Linked DNA regions of Homo sapiens: region 1 is linked to region 2. A link is a contact called in ENCODE Hi-C data. All regions are on one chromosome and are shown on one strand. The core of a region is the stretch at or near the end of the contact, and the rest is flanking DNA. Distances in the headings are between cores, read along the strand shown.

What was found. Hi-C counts contacts between places; a loop is a spot of excess contacts on that map. Pooled maps may share reads with other maps.
Region 1: a pooled map shows a loop between it and region 2 (10-fold over the local background). The contact joins two enhancer-like sites. A Hi-C loop is called at or near these places in 4 of 50 pooled maps.

The regions. Positions count from the first base shown.
Region 1 is chr9:109,108,464-109,111,949 of GRCh38, forward strand. It overlaps TMEM245 (transmembrane protein 245), which reads right to left. Exons shown (of 18, transcript NM_032012.4): 2 at 1-107. Among named protein-coding and RNA genes, the nearest start is that of TMEM245, 9.7 kb to the right of the region's middle. Within about 2 kb of position 2,153, at least 7 of the 41 ENCODE cell types and tissues checked have a DNase peak (open chromatin) inside an H3K27ac peak, as active enhancers do.
Region 2 is chr9:107,241,980-107,245,530 of GRCh38, forward strand. No RefSeq gene overlaps it. Among named protein-coding and RNA genes, the nearest start is that of RAD23B, 40 kb to the right of the region's middle. RefSeq lists an enhancer at 1,545-2,744. Within about 2 kb of position 1,897, at least 6 of the 41 ENCODE cell types and tissues checked have a DNase peak (open chromatin) inside an H3K27ac peak, as active enhancers do.

The sequences.
Region 1 (3,486 bases), core at 903-3,402, 1.9 Mb after region 2:
AGCAATATAATCCAGACAGGAATTGAAACTGCTCTCAAGTAGCGTTCAGTGCTTGCATTCCACTTGAATGAAACAGTCAACACATAGCCAACCACCAACGTCCAGATCTTAAATAAATGAAAGACACAGCTGTAAAATCTATACACGTGAAAATGAACATACAATTATACAAAATCTGTAAGTGTCTATACAGCAGGAATGCTCTGGACATAGCACAGAAAAGATGAAGGTTGATGGTGTCAAAGAAACGTACCTAGGTTCTCCTCGTTTGGAGAACCTAAGTTTTGAAATACTAGGCATTTGAAATCTCATGTAGTAATATTAAATAGTTGTTTAACAAAAGATACATAGTTCAAAACCCATCTTATACACAAAAATGCTTGAGATAAAATATTCAAAGCATAAACCATGGATTTAAATTAAGAATCTAATCTTATGGAATTCCTACAGTTTTCTCTGTTGATCAATGTTTAGAAAAGAAACGGAAAGAAAAGAAAAAAACAAGAAAAGGAAAGCTTTCCAAAAAGAATCAGGTTAAAAGATTCTATTTCAGCTTATAAAATATGCTTGTTACTGGGGAAATAACTCTGTAAAAGTAAGAAAGCAGCCAGCTGAAGTGTGACCCTGCTGAAATAATCTAGGCAACAAATGATTAGAACCTAATCCAGAGTTATGATGCACCAGCTGAAGAAGTGTGCCTGAAAAAAATATTATTAGAGGAACAAACAGCAGGACTTCAGAACAGAAGAATCAGCCAGGATACCCTCTTCAGTTCTTCCTACACTAAAGTTAAATGACCCTAGAGCTTAAGACGCATCAAAAGAAACCAGCGTAGCCTACACAGAAACTCATATTTTAATAGAACATTTATAAAACACAGAGGGAATACATAATCCAGAACACATCTGAGCACAAAGACCTTAATTAACATAAGACCAAGAAGCTAAAAGTCAAGTATGACATGAACCTTGCCAAAAAAAAAAGCAAATTAAGACAAAAAGAAACTTCGAGCTATATAATTCAGAGCATGAAGAAAAAAGAACTGATGGGATTACTAAAAAAGACAGAAAAAAACTATCTCCTACGTTATTTTGGTCAAATCTATCAATACAAATAATCTTCGCATCTTAAAAATGTTTATAGCTTCTAACCTCAGAATTCAACTTTCAGACTTTATCCTTACTAAATAATGATAAATTTTGAAAAAGTTTTAAATATAAAGAAGCTCATCAGAGTATGATTCAGAACAGTGAAAAAAGTGATTACCTAAAAGGTCAACAACTGGGAAATGATTACGATTCACTCAATAAAATGTTATGCAACCATTAAAATCACTTCTTAAAAACAAAGACTATATAGTTTAAAAACTCACAATATCATATTAAGTTAGAAGTAAAATACAAAAAATACTTGTGCTGTGATTACATCTACTATATGGTGGGAGGAAAAGAAAATGTACTAAGAAGTTAGTGGCTGTATTTGGGTGGTAAAATTTTGTTTTTCCTTTCACTTTTTTCTGTATTTTCCAGACTGCCTTTAATAAGCACTAATTCTTTTATAATAAAAAGGACATTAAAATATTTCTTCAAGTAACTCTATCAGATGAAATATTAAAGAGCTTTGAAGCTCAAAAATATGAGGACATGGGAAGTGAGACTACAGCTGCTTCAAAAAGTCCAGTCTTGCTGGACCAGACCAATTAACCCTGGGAATTCAAAGAATTTGAGATCTGATTGCAGAGCATAGAAAAAAATCTGAGTACAATAATAGTACACTTATATAACACTCCTATGTGCCAGGCCCTATTCTAATGCTTTATGTATACTAACTCATTTGATCCTCATAACCCCACAAAATAATATTATTATGATCCTCATTTTACACATGAAAGAAACCCAGATTTCAGAGAAGTGACTTGCCCAAGGCCACAGCCAATAAATGACAGAGGCAGGATTAGAACCCAGGAATCTGGCTCCAGAGTGCACTTTTCTAATCTTAAGGAGAAAGAAGCATGGTGCTAGAATACTAAAGATAAGCAAAAGCTGCTCAGATTTTCACAAGGGAAAATAAAAACAGTCAATTTAGACAACTACAACTTGTTGAAATTAAAAAAAAATCCACAGTAAATGGATAGTCTTCAGAGGTACGTCAGTTAGCCCCACCCTATTAAACATTACGTCAGTCACTTAGATGAAAGACTAGAGGCACAATAACAGAAAAAACTGATTTTACACAAATCAGTTATACAAAACTGAGTTGTCAATAAATATTGAGATAATCTATCATGATTCAAAAAGATATCCTGAAGCCAGAACAATGGGCTAATCCAAACAAGATTAAACTATATGAAAAGAAATGCAAAGTTCTGCTTCGAGATTCAAAACTCAACTGTACAAGTATGGAATGGAAAGAGAACATCTGAACCACTTTTCAGTTCAGTATGAGTCAGCCTATGACTAGTAGAAGCACTTATTTCTAAAAGTACAATACTCGTATCAGGGAAAGTGATTGTTTCAATTAATTTTGCGCTACCAAACCACACAACAAAATTCAGCCTGGGAAAGGAAATAGAAATCACAACATGATAATATAAATGTAGCTAGGGGAAAAAGAAAAAAAAAGTTTTGCTCAGAAAAGAGAAGGAAATATCAAGATTTTGTAGCTATCTTCAAATAATTTTTAAAATGTCATCTGGGAGAGGCATAAGACTTGATTTTCTGTGGTTCTGAGAGCAGAAATACGTGGGAATTAGGAAATAACACAGCTCAGTAAAAGGACAGGTTTTTCCAATAAACTATAGCTATCTACAAATGGAATAATCATTACTAAAAGTGTTTGAGCAAACGTTGAACAGAGATGACAAAGTAAGTACTACCCTTAGTAAGAAGCTGAACTGGAGGTCACAATTTATACAGTACCTCCAAGAAGTTTTTGTTTCTTATCTGTATGCATAAGGAATTAGTATCATTTGCAAGGAGAGAAAAAATAAGAGACTGCATACTTCAGATTTTTTAAGAGAAATTTATTGTCTAACAAGAAGCATGTATTTTCATCTATCAACCTGAAACTCACAGATTACCTCATTCCAGTTTAAAATAACCATTTTAAAATATACTCCCCAATTCTACTTTTAGGAGTGTTTTACAGAAGCACACTGTGCAGACACATATAAAAATATTCACTTGCCATTTACAATATAAAAAATTGAGAACTTAAATATCATTTTATAGTGAACTGTTTAAATAATGCTATCTCCAAAAATTGAGTAATTAGTCAGACTTTCAACAGTATGATGAACATCAATATACAGTGCTACAGTGTCAATTTATTCGTGTGTAAATTTATAATGGTGAAAATATACTCAACAAAAAATGTTTTAAAATATTATCTCTAGATGGCAGATTTCAAGGAGTAATCTGCTTCTTTATGTTTTATTACAGGTGCTCAATTTTCTACTAAGGTTATGTAGTATCTTTATAAACAGAA
Region 2 (3,551 bases), core at 647-3,146:
TATTAAAAAATTAGCTGGGCATGGTGATACACACTTGTAATCCCAGCTACTCAGGAGATTGAGCCAGGAGAATCACTTGAACCAGGAGGTGGGGAAAGAAAAGAAAGGAAAAGAAAAGAAAAGAAAGAGAAAGAAAGGAAGGAAGAGAGAGAGAGAGAAAGAGAGAGAGAGGGAGGGAGAGAAGGAGGGAGAGAGGGAGGGAGGGAAGGAAGGAAGGGAAAGAAAGAAAAGAAAAGAAAAGAAAGAAAGGAAAGAAAGAAAAAGAAAGAAGGAAAGAAAGAGAAAGAAAGAAAAGGAAGGAAGGAAGGAAGGAAGGAAGGAAGGAAGGAAGAGAAAGAGAAAGAAAGAAAGGAAGGAAGGAAGGAAGAAAGAAAGAAAGAAAGAAAGAGAAAAAGAAAAGAAAAAAGAAAAGGGAGGGAGGAAGGGAGGGAGGGAGGGAGGAAGGAAGGAAGGGAAAAGACAGAGAAAGAGAGGGAGAAAGAAGGGAGAAAGGGACAGAGAGAGAGAAGGAAAGAAAGAAAATAGAGTGGAACTACAAATGTTAAACCTTGAGTATTAAGGATCTGTTCTATAACCAGTGTCACAATGGCAAACTAACTCTCCAAAATAGGGGGGAAACATGTAATAAATCAGAAGAAAACTATGATTTCAATCTAACCTTGAGTTTATAAATCTCATTCATTCTTTGCTTCCTTATGCGTAGAATGAGGAATCCCTTGCAGGGATAAAACCTTCATTATTTTATGAAATGAAATGAGGTCTTTTATGATCAAGATTTAAATTATGTTCATTAACGGTTATAGCTTTCTAGTTTCATTGTCAGGGCGTGGGGACACAAAACATCTGCCATCTGCTTGCTAGTGGTTGCTGACTCGTAAAATGGCATTTTCCCTCTTCTCTTTACATAATCATCACTGAGACTAGTTAAGTGATTTGACTTTGCCTTTTTAACACCTAGTCTTGAGCCTACTGTGAGGAGTCATCTAATAAGTCAAATATCTGTATAACTACTGTAAGCATTTTTTATATCCAAATTTTTTTTCCTCCAGGACCTAAGATTAATTCTACCATTAAAATTTTAAGTACCTGATTTTCTAGAGCCTCTCTAGGTACTGGCTTACTGTATGCAATTGTCTGAGGTCCTCAGGCATCCCTGGCTTTCTAAAGAAGTTGAAAAGAAAAACATAATAATAATCAGGGCTGATGCTATCTCACTAATCCCAGTTTGGTACACCATAGCTGTTTTCAATAGCTTTTATGCTTCAGGTTATACAGAAAGTAGAATTTTCCAATTACAATTTTTTTTTTAAGACTGCAATGCAAGAGTGGTCCCTTTGACAAAGGAGATTCTTAGGCAGAATCTCCCAGCGTCATTGACAATGGGCCACAATAATTTCTCTTCTAAAATATTCCTACATGATTCGTTTATTGCACTAAATAAAAGTGAATGGTGGCACATGCTCACATGGAATATCATTTGAAATCTCTCCAAGGGCTTCTTATTACTTTAAAAACACCCCATTACAGTAATTTATTGTTACACCTTATTCACTCGTGCTTGCTTCAAGGGCTGTAATTAGAACCTGGAGAGCCATCCAGGGGCACATGGCCATAGGTTGGCCATATTGCTCCAAGAGACTTTCTAAATTTTTATTATGGACATGAATTTTCAAACATACCCCAAATTAGAGAGAATAGCACAATGAACCAACATGTACCCAACACTCAGCTTTGATAATTATCAATTCATGACTTTTCATGATCTCACCACCTTTCCATTCACTCAATCATGTTTTAGATTCCAGAGAGGCTTTCAAAGGAAGTCGTGGAATCTTCTGTGGCAATAACAACCATTCACATTCACTCCCGGAGATGTAGACTTTCTTGTGGCCTTACAGATTGATCACAGCCATCAAAGGAGGAATGAACACGTTTCCTGAGGCACTCTATTTACATACTCAGGGTTTTTCATCAATCATGTAAAAGAGAGTTACATTTTCAGGTCAAAGTGACTCATCAAGCCAGAGGGGTGAGTCATGGAAGACATATGACGCTTTCCAGTTTAACCTGCTGTGCGACTATGAACACCTGTAACAGTCATCTTGCCATAAATCTCTCCCTGACCTTTCTGTGACAAGAGAAACTGCTACCAAATCCTGAATCCTACCTGTATAGTAAGAAATGATTTCAGTGTTTATTGCAGAAATCTTCTATTTGGAGAATTTAAATTTAAATCAAATTCAGAGGCAAATTCATATCTTACTTTAGAAGTAAAGCAAATCATTGGAAAAAGCACTGGGGGAGAGAGATTGAGATAGAGAAAGAGAGAGATTCTCTTTCAATCAGCAATTCTGTGTCTATTAGTTTTTCTTGAAATAAGCAAGTCTTGAAAGATGTATGTACTGGGTGTTTATTGCAGTAGATTGAATATTACGAAAATATTGAAAATTATCCAAAAATCTAAGGCTATGAAACTTAATTATGGAATATTCATACAATGAAATATTATGAAGTCTTGAAGAATGATAGGAAATTGTGATATATTGTTTTAAAAGTTGTATCTTCAATAAATAGTGAAAAGAGGAAGATATCAGAAAAACCTACAGATTAAAAGAGACTTATGAAACTTTTTTTTTAATGGGGGAGACAAGTTCTCACTCTGTTGCCCAGGCTGGAGTGCATAGTGTGATCATGGCTTACTGCAGCCTCAACTTCCTGATCTCAAGTGATCCTCCTGCCTCAGCCTCCCAAGCAGCTGGGACTATAGGTGCACACTACCATGTCCAGCCAGGAAACATATTAACCAGTTGCAATGTACTGCATTGCCCTCATAAGTCTAAGCATGCACACATACAGAATATTAAGGAAATGTAAACACTGACCAATTATTGAATTATACTATGGAATTTTTATAATTATTTTTAAGTGTGATAATGGTTTTTTTTTTAGTTCTATATTTTAGAGAAAAAATACTATGCTGATTGGAGAATGTAAAGATATAGATGAAACAAGATTGAGGAAGTTTGAAAGTTTACTATACACTTCTCTCTACTTATGTACATGTTGAAAATGATCCATTTGTTAAAAGGTTTTTTTAAGTTATAAAACAGTGTGTATACTGTGACCCTATTTGTTAATTATTTTAATATCTTTTTTCTTATTCTTCTATAAAAGACATGACAATATTTTGAGGTAAAAATACTTTTTACTTATTCATGTATTTATTTTTTGAGATAGGGTCTCACTCTGTCACCCAGGCCTGAATGCAGTGGCATGATCTTGGCTCACTGCAGCTTCTGCCTCCCAGGTTCAAGCGATTCTTCTGCCTCAGCCCCTGAGTAACTGGGATTACAGGCATGAGCCACCATGCCTGGCTAATTTTTGTATTTTTAGTAGAGACAGAGTTTCACCATGTTGCCCAGACTGGTCTTGAACTCCTGACCTCAAGTGATCCGCCCGCTTCGGCCTCCCAAAGTTCTGGGATTACAGACGTGAGCCACCACACCTGGCCCAAACATACTTTTTATAATAAATAAGTAATTTGACAACTT